Regions from separate parts of the Homo sapiens genome. Here region 2 is linked to region 1. Evidence: read pairs that join two places in POLR2A ChIA-PET (ENCODE). Cell type or tissue: A673. All regions are shown on one strand. Each heading gives the region's core, and the rest is flanking DNA. Links, peaks and the distances in the headings are about the cores only.

Region 1 (8,185 bases), core at 1-5,000:
AAAAAAAGCCAGGCGTGATGGCGCATGCCTGTAATTTGAGCTACTTGAGAGGCTGAGACAGGAGAATTGCTTGTACCTGGTTGGCGGAGATTGCAGTGAACTGAGATTGTGCCATTGCACTCCAGCCTGGGCAACAAGAGCAAGACTCAGTCTCAAAAAAAAAAAATAACCACAAAAAAACAAATGAAAATAAAGATAGCTGGGCATAGTGGTACATAGCTATAGTCTGTGTACCTGGGAGGCTGAGGTGGGAGGCTCACTTGAGCCCAAGAGTTGGAGACTGCAGTAAGCTATGATTATGCCACTGCACTCCAGCCGGGGCAACAGAACAAGACCCTGTCTCAAAAACACACACACACACACACACAAAAACAAAAACAAAAACAAAACAAAACAGATTGAATGAAGACTCATAGTTGTCAATATGTAGATTCATAGGACTTGAAGATGGGGTCTAGCCTCTGGACACTAGTGAATTTCAGCTAACTGGAAGGGTACGTATTTACATTTTTCTTAAAATTACTCCAAGAAAGTATATTCTTCCACCTTTTCCATCGTTCTTCAGCTCAGTGTTTCTTTCTCACTTCTAGTTCTGTTCCTCACTTATGCTGTTTCCTCTGTCCAAAATATTCTTTTTATATACCTGATAGCCTTTAGCAAACCTCCCTAGAATTCTCCATCCCCTAGACAGTGTCACTGTTTTTCTCCTCCATTTTCCTGTTGTTCTTTATTTCTGTAACATGCACAGGATGATGGGTGTGAATCCTGTCCTCTGAATTGTGAGCCTCTTGAGGGCAGAGAGTAAGTCTTTCATGCTTCCCTGTATCCTTGTAGTTGTTCACTTTTCATAGATTTTTCACACCTTTGTACTGGATCTTCCTGTCTAAAGCCTTTGTTAATCACTTGATAATGTTTGTAGAACTGAATCACTAAAACTTATTTTATTTGGCCGGGTACAGTGGCTCACGCCTGTCGTTCCAGCACTTTGGGAGGCTGAGGAGGGAGGATCACTTTAGCCCCAAGATTTGAAACCAGCCTTGGCAACATAGTAAGAAAGACCCCATCCATACAAAATTAAAAATAAAAGAATTAGGCTGGGCGTGGTGGCTCACGCCTGTAATCCCAACACTTTGGGAGGCTGAGGCGGGCGGATCATGAGGTCAGGAGATCAAGACCATCCTGGCTAACATGGTGAAACCCTATCTCTACTAAAAATACAAAAAATTAGCTGGATGTGGTGGTGGGCCCCTGTAGTCCCAGCTACTCGGGAGGCTGAGGCAGGAGAATGGTGTGAACCCGGGAGGCAGAGCTTGCAGTGAGGCTGAGGCAGGAGAATGGTGTGAACGTGGGAGGCAGAGCTTGCAGTGAGCCGAGACTGCACCACTGCACTCTAGCCTGGGCGACAGAGCGAGACTCCATCTCTAAAAAATTAAATAAATAAATAAATACATAAAAAATAAAAGAATTAGCCAGGTGTGGTGGCACATACCTGTAGTCCCAACTTCTTGGGAGGTTGAGGTGGGAGGGTCACCTGAGCCCCAGAGGTCAAGGCTGCAGTGAGCAGTGATCATGCCACTGCACCCCAGCCTGAACGAGAAGGCGAGACTGTCTCAAGAAATAAAAACAAAAACAGAAACTTATTTTATTAGATACCCAATCTATGTGACACTAATTACAAGTGAATCAAGATTTAAAAGAAAATCGTGCTAACCACATTAACTCTCAGTATAGTTTTATGACTATTACAAGCCATCCAAATCTATTCCTACTTATTCGGTTTACTAACTAGTATATTCAGCAAGTATTTATGGAGTGCCTGCCATGACAAAGGCCCTATGCTAAGCCTAACACATATACAAATTGTATCCACTCCTCAACACTCTGCTTAAACTCCTCTATAAATCCTTTCCAGTTCAAATCGAAAGGCTAGTCATTTTTTAAACATGAGATCTCAGAGAGGAAATTGGAAGTACATGATGTGTTAACTGAAAGATGGATTAGGTGTTATAACTCTTCACACACTTCTGCAGCATAATCATTCATAGAACTGTGTTCTTTTAATTGGCTCCTGTGATTTTTCCGGGACTCCAAGGGTGGGAAACACCGGGAGGTAAAGCTCGTGCTGTTTCACTTGATGTGCTAAAATGGTTCTTATGAGATAATGCTCCTGTAGCATTTAGCTCAGCTTGCTCAGTGCCTGGTTCATGGTTGGTGCTCTGGAAATGTTACGTACTTTGCACATTCTGTTGTTACAGCAGTTGTTTCTCTGCCTTTTACTGGTATGTCATTCTCAATAATTTGTAAACTTTTAGGAAAGGTCTTTAATTTCATTATCTTATAAGAGGTATAGGAGCTACCTGGTTGAATTATTTGCTGCTGATTTTAAGGTTGCTGTAAGGTTCAGTAGGCAGGGTAGGGAAGATGAGCATACAAATTTTATTTAACAAATTGTTTGTTAAAAGAGTACTTATTATATGTTTGATGCTGTCCTAAGCACTTTGTAAATATTAATTTATCTAACTCTCATAACTCTATGAAATAGTTACTTTTATTATCACATTTTATAGAAGAGGGTCCTGGGACACAGAGAGGTTAAGTAAGTTTACCAAAGACACACAGATAGTTACGAGCAAGGCCAGTATTCAGATACTGTTGGTCGAAGGCCAGGCATGGTGGATCATGCCTGTAATCCCAGCACTTTGGGAGGTCAAGGTGGGTGGATCACCTAAGGTCAGGAGTTCAAGACCAGCTTGACCAACATGGTGAAACCCTGTCTCTACTCAATACCAAAAAAAAAAAAAAAAAAAAATAGCTGGACATGGTGGCACATGCCTGTGCCTGTAATCCCAGCTACTTGAGAGGCTGAGGCAGGAGAATCACTTGAACCCAGGACGTGGAGGCTGCAATGAGCCAAGACTGCACCATTGCACTCCAGCCTGGGCAACAAGAGTGAAACTCCATCTCAAAAACAAACAAGGCCGGGCACAGTGGCTCATGCCTGTAACCCAGCACTTTGGGAGGCTGAGGTGGGTGGATCACCAGGTCAGGAGATAGAGACCATCCTGGCTAACATGGTGAAACCCCATCTCTACTAAAAATACAAAAATTAGCTGGGCATGGTGGCATGCACCTGTAGTCCCAGCTACTCGGGAGGCTGAGGTAGGAGAATCGCTTGAACCCAGGAGGCGAAGTTTGCAGTGAGCCGAGATTGCACCACTACACTCCAGCCTGGTGACAGAGTGAGACTCTGTCTCAAAAATAAACAAACAAAAATACTGTTGGTCTTGCAATTAAGCATTATTCAAGGTTGAATGTGAATGATGGCATATAAAAAGTACAGAGAATGTGCTATGGCATTTCAAAGAAGGTAATGGTCACATTAATGTCTCACTGGGGGTTAAAGAAGTCTTCATGCTGGCCAGGCGCGGTGGCTCACACCTGTAATCCTAGCACTTTGGGAGGCTGAGTCGGGCAGATCACAAGGTCAGGAGTTCGAAACCAGCTTGGCCAATATGGTGAAACCCCATCTGTATTAAAAATACAAAAATTAGTGGGGCGTGGTGGCGTGTGCCTGAAGTCCCAGCTACTCGGGAGGCTGAGGCAGAAGAATTGCTTGAATCCGGGAGGCAAGAGGTTGCAGTGAGCCGAGATGGTGCCACTGCACTCCAGCCTGAGCGACAGAGGGAGACTTGTCTCAGAAAAAAAAAAAGTCTTCATGCTGAAATTGGCATTTTCAGGGGACTACTTTTTCAGGTGCTTGGCCATGGGAGAAGAAAAGGGAAGGTAGGCCGGGCGCGATGGCTCACGCATGTGATCCCATCACTTTGGGAGGCCGAGGTGGGTGGGTCACTTAAGCTCAGGAGTTTGAGACCAGCCTGGCCAAGATGGTCAAACTCCGTCTCTACTAAAAATACAAAGAATTAGCCCGGGTGGTGGCGGGCGCCTGCAGTCCCAGCTACTTGGGATGCTGAGGAAGGAGAATCGCGTGAACTCAGGAGGCAGAGGCCGCAGTGAGCCAGGACCACACCACTGCACTCCAGCCTGGCCAACAGAGCAAGACTCTGTCTCAAAAAGAAAAAAAAAAAAACCCAAAAAGAAAATAGTAATGCAAAGCCTCAGGGATGGGAAATGGTAGGCCATCAGGAAGTAGTCCTACATGTAAGCAGCATGTAAGGATACTGTAGGAGGGAGGCAAGATTTGGGGTTAGAGCATAGGAAGCTTGAGATTCTGAATGGAGGACAAGCTGGAGAAGATGTGACATAGAGCTGTGCTTTGATAAGTACGAAAACATTGTATGTGATGAATCAGAACTGATAGAGATTCACTGTAGGAAAACCAGTTACAAGGTCATTATGTCCAGAAAAGAGGCAATTAGGCCTTGAACTATGGTGAAAATAGGTATAGATACAAGAACATTACAGAATTTGAATTGACAGCAGAATAACACAACCAAAATGGATAGTCAAATATTTATATCATTATATGACTAGTGTAAGTTTGTTTTATGGTCAGTAAGGTCCTTTGAATCTCTTGAAAACTCTGCTCTTGTTGTAACTGAGCATTATCTTAAGAGAAAATATATTCATTTATCTCTAAAGAAATATGAAGTTTCTTTCATTGGACTTGTAATTTACATCCAAGGAAATGATTTCCTTTGAGGCCAGCTAATTTATTCAGAATGTCTGGATTGAAAATGTTTCTTAGTCTGCTTAGTGTAGACAAAATTAGAAACCACTTTAGCCTAATGATTCGGAAGAAATGATTTCTTTAAAATTGTGATCATCTCAGTTTCTTTCATGTGATACAAATGTAAATTGCAAATGAGAACCTAAATGTGTCTGTCAGTTGGCTTTGCTAAGCAGAAATCTTCTAGCTGACTCATCCTATTTACAGAAGAATTATTTCAAAGTAACCTTTGGAAAACCTGGGTAGAAGTGGTTTGGATTAGTGAGGTTGATAAATATCAGTGTAAGAGGAGTATTCAATTATAGTTTGGATACCTCTGGTGCTTTGGAAGAGTTATAATAAAGTAAAGCCAAGAGATGATGATGATGCCTTAGAGTTGTATGGATACAATACCTAGGAGTAAATTTAACCAAGGAAGTAAAAGACTTGTACCCTGAGAACTACAAAACGTTGCTGAAAGTAATTAAAGACCTGTGTAAATGGAAAGATGTTCCATGGATTAGAAGACTTAATATTGTTAAGATGTCAATATTAAAAGTGATCTACAAATGATTCATTGCAAGCCGTATCAAAATTTCAATGGCCTTTTTGCAGCAATGGAAAAGCCAATATTCAAATCATCTGTAATTGCAAGGGGCCCTTAATAGCCCTTCGTGGATGTTCTTGAAAAAAGAAGAACAAAATTGGTGGATTTATACTTCTCAATTTTAAAACTTACCCTTACCTCACATTATATATAAAAACTGACTCAAAACAATCAACCAACAAACTAAATATAAGAGCTAAAACCATAAAGCTATTAGACGAAAACAGTAATCTTTCGTGACCTTGGATTTGGCATTGGATTCTTAGATATGACCCCAAAAGCACAAGCAACAAAAGAAAAAAAATAGATGAATTGGATTTAATAAAAATTAGAAATTTTGTGCATCCAAGGACATTAGCAAGAAAATGAAAAGACAACCTATAAAATGGGAGAAAATATTTTCAGATCATATCTCTCATAAGGGTCTTAAGAATTCTTACATATCGGCCGGGCGCGGTGGCACATGCCTATAATCCCAGCACTTTGGGAGGCCAAGGCTGGCGGATCATGAGGTCAGGAGATCGAGACCATCATGGTTAATACGGTGAAATCCCGTCTCTACTAAAAATACAAAAAATTAGCCGGGCATGGTGGCCAGCACCTGTAATCCCAGCTACTCGGGAGGCTGAGGCAGGAGAATGGCGTGAACCTGGGAGGTGGAGCTTGCAGTGAGCCTAGATCGCGCCACTGCACTCCAGCCTGGGTGACAGAGCGAGACTGTCTCAAAAACAAAACAAAAAAAAATTCTTCCGTGTCAACAGCAAAGACAGCAAGGCAAAGTGGGTATGTGCCTGTAGTTCCAGCTACTTGGAAGGATAAGGTGGGAGGATCAGTGTCAACCTGGATAACATAACATAACATAACATAACATAGCACCATAGTCTCTAAAAAAAAGACAACCCAGTTAAAAAATGGGCAGGCCAGGTGCGATGGCTCACGCCTATAATCCCAGCACTTTGGAAGCCAAGGTGGGCGGACCACTTGAGGTCGGGAGTTCGAGACCAGCCTGACGAACATGGAGAAACCCCATTTCTACTAAAAATACAAAATTAGTGGGTGTGCTGGCACATGCCAGTAATCTCAGCTACTCGGGAGGCTGAGGCAGGAGAATCACTTGAACCTGGGAGCTGGAGGTTGCGGTGAGCTGAGATAGTGTCACTGCACTCCAGCCTGGGCAACAAGAGCGAAACTCCATCTCAAAAAAAGAATGGCTGCTCCATAGGCAGAGCAGTGTCATGGGCTGCCTGACTGAGTATAGTTACGGTATTTCCTGATTATATGCTAAACAAAGGGTTTTCTGGGAAAGGGGTGGGGAATTCCTGGAACTGAGGGTTCCTTCCTTTTTAGATCATATAGGGTAACTTCCTGACATTGCCATGGCATTTGTAAAACTGTCATGCATGGGTGGGAGCGTCATTTAGCATGCTAATGCATTATAATTAGTGATAATGAGCAGTGAGGACCTCCAGTGGTCACTTTCATCACCATCTTGGTTTTGGTGGGTTTTGGCTAGCTTCTTTACAGCATTCTGTTTTTATCAGTGGGGTCTTTGTGACCTGTATCTTGTGCTTTCCTCCTATCCTAAGAATGCCCAACCTCCTGGGATGCAGCCCAGCAGGTTTCAGCCTCATTTTACCCAGCCCCTGTTCAAGATGGAGTCAAACAACTCTGACAGCACTACAACTTTTTTATTTTATTTTTATTTTTTGAGATAGTCTCCCTGTGTTCCCCAGGCTGGAGTGTAGTAGCGCAATCTTGGCTCACTGCAGCCTCCACCTGTTGGGGTAAAGTGATTCTCCTGCCTCAGCCTCCCAAGTAGCTGGAATTACAGGCACCCGCCACCACACCCAGCTCATTTTTTTGTACTTTTAGTAGAGATGGGGTTTTACCATGTTGGCCAGGCTGGTCTCGAACTCCTGACCTCAAGTGGTTCACCCACCTCGGCCTCCTAAAGTGCTGGGATTACAGGTGTGAGCCACCGGGCCTGGCCTGCAACACTACAGCTTATAGGAGGAAGAGGGGAGTAAAACAAAATAAGTTTCCAGTTAGATGTTTAAAGGCTCAATTTTAAAGGATTAGATCAGAAAGTTGGACAAATGGGATGACATGAAGGAAAAAATGGGAAATAAAAACAAATTATCATTAACCCAGAGCTGGGCTAGGTGGCATGTGCCTATATAATCCCAGCCATTCAAGAGGCTGAGGTGGGAGGATCACCTGAGCCAAGGAGCTTGAATCCAGCCTGGACAACATAGTGAGATCCCTGTCTCTTAAAAAAAAAAAAAAAGTGTCGGCCGGGTGCAGTGGCTCACACCTGTAATCCCAGCACTTTGGGAGGCTGAGGTGGGCGGATCACGAGGTCAGGAGATCGAGACCATCCTGGCTAACACGGTGAAACCTTGTCTCTATAAAAATACAAAAAAATTAGCTGGGCGTGGTAGCAGGCACTTGTAGTCCCAGCTACTCGGGAGGCTGAGGCAGGAGAATGGCGTGAACCCAGGAGGCGGAGGTTGCAGTGAGCCAAGATCGAGCCACTGCATTCCAGCTTGGGCAACAGAGAGAGACCCTGTCTCAAAAAAAAAAGGTGTCAAACTCTTTTTTTTTTTTTTATTTTTTTTTGAGACAGAGTCTTGCTCTTTCCTCAGGCTGGAGTGCAGTGGTGCGATCTTGGCTCACTGCAAGCTCCGCCTCCCGGGTTCATGCCATTCGCCTGCCTCAGCCTCCTGAGTAGCTGGGACAACAGGCATCTGCCACCATGCCCAGCTAAATTTTTTTTTATTTTTAGTAGAGACGGGGTTTCACCGTATTAACCATGATGGTCTCGATCTCCTGACCTCGTGATCCGCCTGCCTCGGCCTCCCAAATTGCTGGGATTATAGGCATGAGCCACCGTGCCTGGCCCCAAACTCTTT
Region 2 (5,000 bases), core at 1-5,000, 84 kb after region 1:
AGTATTTCTTTTGATTCTTAGAGTAATCCTGTGAGGTAAATAGGTTTTATTCTAGTTTTACTGATGATATATTTGAAAGTTGATCAATATGTATGATGTTCCCACAGCCATAAATGGTAGCATGGGAACTTGAACTCAGGTCTCCATATTTTAGCTGTCTTTCTTCTGCTGCATTCTACCTCCACAATTGCAGCTTTCTTACCTGCCAAAGAGAAGAACATGTTTATCCACTACTGTCATGAGAACAGCTAGTTGTAAAACTCAGGAACTTCTAGGATGGCCTGTTGTTTCACTGTCATCTGTCTCTCAGGTATGTCCGCATGCTGGGGGCACTTTACATGAGGCTGACAGGCACTGCAATTGATTGCTACAAGTACTTGGAACCTTTGTACAATGACTATCGAAAAATCAAGAGCCAGAACCGAAATGGGGGTAAGTATGGTGCTAAGTCTCCTGATTGTCATTTTTAAGCCAGTTTTTATTTTACCAGTACTTCTACCTTTGCATTGTCATAGACAGTGTGAATGCTCCTTTTCATCTACATTGTTACTGTCTCTATGCAGGTTTTCCCTTGTCCCTCATGGGAGTTTTCAGTCTGACTACTAGCTTCGTGTTGGCCTTACCCAGCCTGCCTCTGTCTGTCTCCCTTTCCAAGTGCATCTTATGTTAATCCCTGCCTTGCATCATATGCCCCCTTTACATGTGCTCCATCCCAAAAGATCTAGCTGCAGAATGGCTTCTCCATAAAAACCTTCCCCAGCCCTCTCAGACAAAATTAGTTTTCCATATTTTACATCTTCACAGTTCTTTCTACTGGCCTCTCCTCTAACACTGTAATTCACACTGCAGCATATAAGACTACTCATTTTTATACAGGAATCCCACTGAAAAATAAGTATATCCAAGAGAGGCAGCTCCATACCTTCTACAAGGAGATTACTTAATGTGCTAAGGAGGGATTCCAGGTAATGCAGTCAAAACCTTTTCTCACTTGGTGTCATAACAGAAGATAGGAACATTTACCTTTCCCCCTACATGTATCATTAAACAGTAGAAGGTTAAGAATTTGGGGCCAAGCACGGTGTCTCACACCTCTAATCCCAGCACTTTAGGAGGCCAACATGGGCAGATCACTTGAGGTCAGGAGTTTGAGACCAGCCTCGTCAGTATGGTGAAACCCTATATCTACTAAAACTACAGTAATTAGCAGGGTGTGGAGGTGCACACCTGTAATCCCAGCTACTCAGGAGGCTGAGGCAGGAGAATCCCTTGAACCAGGAGGCGGAGATTGTAGTGAGCCGAGATCACGCCGCTGTATTCCAGCCTGGGCGACAGAGCAAGACTCCATCTTAAAAAAATAGAATTTGGTATTATACTTTAAACTTATTGATTCATTCATTGAATAAATACATATTAAGTGCCATTGACATGTCACATACTGTGCTATGTGGTGTAAATACCATGGTGAACAAGATGGACATGGTCATGGCCATGATGGAGTTATTTATTTATTATTTTATTACGTAAAACTAAGAATTTCTGAACCTATTGACATTTTGGGTCATATAACTTTTGTGTGAGGATTGGCTTGTGCATCATAGAATGAGTAGCAGTATCTCTAGCCTCTACCCACTAGATGGAAGTAACACCTCCTTCTAAGTAGGGGGATGGGCATGTGCAAAATTGCCCATGGTTGAGAACCCCAGAAGTAAGGTAATGTTTACCATGGAAGTTCTCAAAAGCTATATATGTATATGTATGTATGTATATATATGTATTTGTATATGTGTATATACACACACATATATATACATTTTATAATTATATTTACATACAAATATATAAATATACATAATCATATATAATTTATATATAACATAATTTATATATAACATAATTTATATATAATATAAATTGCCTGTAATCCCAGCTACCCAGGAGGCTGAGGCAGCAGAATTGCTTGAACCCGGGAGGCGGAGGTTGCAGTGAGCCAAGATTGCACCACTGCACTCCAGCCTGGGCAAAAGTGAGACTCCGTCTCAAAAAAAAATTTTTTTTCTAACTCTAGCCAAAAACAATATTTCCTTATTAAAAACACCTCAGCTCTGCCATATACTAGTAGTATAATCTTACGCAAATTACTTAAATTTAGTTTTCTCCTATGTAAAGTGAGGTTAATGATACTTTTATATATATATAGATGTATATATATATATACACACACACACACATATATATAGACATATAATTTTTTTTTTTTTGAGATGGAGTCTCACTCTGTTGCCCAGGCTGGAGTGCAGTGGTGTGGTCTCAGGTCACTGCAACCTCTGCCTCCCAGGTTCAAATAATTCTCCTGCCTCAGCCTCTTGAGTAGCTGGGATTACATGTGCCCACCACCATGCCCAGCTAATTTTTGTGTTTTTAGTAGAGATGGGGTTTCGCCATGTTGGCCAGGCCTGTCTTGAACTCCTAACCTCAAGTGATCTGCCTGCCTTGGCCTCCCAAAGTGCTGGGATTACAGGCGTGAGCCACCACTCCTAGCCAGTTCTCAAAAGCTATCACTCCATGTGCCATATAAGATACATGTTCTAAATTCAGAAACATTGAAGGTTCAGATGAGAAATTATATTTAAGTTATATGATCTCTTCAAGATCATCCCTACATAATTCAGGACTGTTTGTGCTTGTTTTTGTGTTTGTCTCCTGCTAATTGGGACATCTTCATTCATCCCTTAATCTCTTCTAAAGAGGCCTAGCACATAGATGTCCTGATATGAAGTCTTAACACTTCTTTTACTTTTTGGCATCTAAATCTTTTATTTCCAGGTTGTTTGCTCTAATGACTTTTTCTTGCAGAGTTTGAATTGATGCATGTTGATGAGTTTATTGATGAACTATTGCACAGTGAGAGAGTCTGTGATATCATTCTGCCCCGACTACAGGTAAGAAATAAAAGTCTGTTACCAGAGTCACCCTTCTCTTCCTAGACGGGCAGACAGACAAACACATACACACAGCTTAAACACTGAAGCCTGTGGATCTTATGGGTCCTCTTAATGAATAGTCTTCCTGTCTGGGAGTCCCAAGATAGTGGATTGGGAGTGAGAGGAAAATAGATAAAATATTTGAAGGGTAGGGCTTTAAAAGTGAATGGTTTAAAACAAGGAAACTTTGTTTTTCTCCATCCTTTTGTAGTTCAGGTGCATGTGTGAGTTGTGCCTCCCTCAAACCTTGTTACAAAGTCAGCACATTACCTGTCTATCATGAAAAAAGAAATTTATTCAGGATGTTACATCAAGGGTATTGTAGCTAGAGTAGGTAGGGAGTTTTTAACTTCATGAACGTTTTTTTTAAACTAATCTTCATGTAAAAAGCCAGGACATAAAACAGATAAAAATAGGGCCAGGAGTGGGAGACTGAGCCATTAATTCCTTAAACTTGCCTTCACCATCCTGCTTCCCTTTCCTAGTGATAAACGATTATCCATGAGGCATCTTTTCAGGAAATGAGTGTGATACAGCTCTCCTGTTCCATGTTGGCACTGTAGGGCATGTAGTGGAAAGAATGAGATTATAAATTTGAAAACCTACTTTGAGGGCCCAATTCTTATAGCAAGACAATGTCTTGCTGTGTTGCCCAGGCTGTTCTTAAACTCCTGGGCTCAAGGGATCTTCCTACCTCAGTCTCCCAAGGAGCTGGGACCACGGGTACATGCCACTACATTTAGCCATTTGGCATTTTTGAAATCAGCTTTGCCTCTCTGATCCTTAGCCACTCAAATAAACATTGCTAAGCCATATCCCAGATTAAAATGGAACCAGTTCAAAATGCATGAATATCAACAGCTCCCGAGATCCTGGGTCTACTGGAGATTTGGTACTACTCTAGGGCTAGGCCTCTTCTAGTGGAACTACCAGCCATGAACTTATTAGCCCTTGGATTTTCTCTGTGTGTGAAGCCCTTACTTTTGGTTCTAGGCTGTACCTATACTGATTGATATTCCCATGACTTTAGAGTATAAGGTACAGGGAATAGAGTCAATAGAAAATGAAGATGTTCTCTTCAGGTTTGTATTTATGTTTATAGGAGAACTTTATAGATTTCAGGTCTATTAAACTTGTTAGGAAAATCTTGAACTGTCTTTGAAATGAAATTGCCTCAGCTGTTGCTCCTTGGAACCCTGAAGCCCAGTGTTGAGGTTTCAAGAAATAGGGGAAATGGCAACAACCCCTAACTCTCATCATTTTCTCTGTAGAAACGCTATGTATTAGAGGAAGCTGAGCAACTGGAGCCTCGAGTTAGTGCTCTGGAAGAGGACATGGATGATGTGGAGTCCAGTGAAGAGGAAGAAGAGGAGGATGAGAAGGTCTGGCACCTGAGACTTTTATGGTTGTAGGGGAGGGAGTAATAGAAAATGGGAATGGTTTTTTGTTTTTAGACTTTAATTTTTAACTCTATTGGCCGGGCGTGGTCGCTCAAGCCTGTAATCATAGCACTTTGGGAGGCCAAGGCGAGTGGATGACCAGCGGTCAGGAGTTCAAGACCAGCCTGGCCAACGTGGTGGTGAAACCTCGTCTCTACTAAAAATACAAAAATTAGCCAGCGTTGTGGTGGGTGCCTGTAATCCTAGCTACCCAGGAGGCTGAGGCAGCAGAATTGCTTGAACCCGGGAGGCAGAGGTTGCAGTGAGCCAAGATCGCAACACTGCACTCCAGCTTGGGCAAAAGTGAGACTCCGTCTCAAAAAAAATTTTTTTTCTAACTCTAGCCAAAAACAATATTTCCTTATTAAAAGCACCTCAGCTCTGCCATATACTAGTAGTATAATCTTACGCAAATTACTTAAATTTAGTTTTCTCCTATGTAAAGTGAGGTTAATGATACTTTTTTCCCCAAGACTGTTAAAAGTATTAAATAAGATTATAAACTTAAAGCCCTTAGCAGAGTATTGGCACATTATAATTGCCTAATAAATGGTGGCAGCTATTAAATACTTGGAAA

Evidence for each region. ChIA-PET counts read pairs that join two places held together with the same protein. Peaks named below come from ENCODE experiments on the same cell type or tissue, not always from the same donor. Only the 100,000 strongest peaks of a DNase experiment are listed, where the experiment ranks them.
Region 2: POLR2A ChIA-PET joins it to region 1 with 6 read pairs; 2 of 35 experiments call an interaction of 5 or more read pairs at or near these places.

What each region holds. Positions count from the first base shown.
Region 1 is chr1:52,323,906-52,332,090 of GRCh38, forward strand. All of the region lies in intron 13 of ZFYVE9 (zinc finger FYVE-type containing 9), which reads left to right. Among named protein-coding and RNA genes, the nearest start is that of CC2D1B, 38 kb to the right of the region's middle. In A673, for the core only: no CTCF peak of the experiment used is centred there; a DNase peak (open chromatin) is centred at 2,056.
Region 2 is chr1:52,408,259-52,413,258 of GRCh38, forward strand. It overlaps PRPF38A (pre-mRNA processing factor 38A), which reads left to right. Exons shown (of 10, transcript NM_032864.4): 3 at 311-432; 4 at 2,857-2,942; 5 at 4,256-4,366. It also overlaps a transcript of ORC1 not described here and the pseudogene LOC124904850. Among named protein-coding and RNA genes, the nearest start is that of PRPF38A, 6.2 kb to the left of the region's middle. In A673, for the core only: no CTCF peak of the experiment used is centred there; no DNase peak of the experiment used is centred there.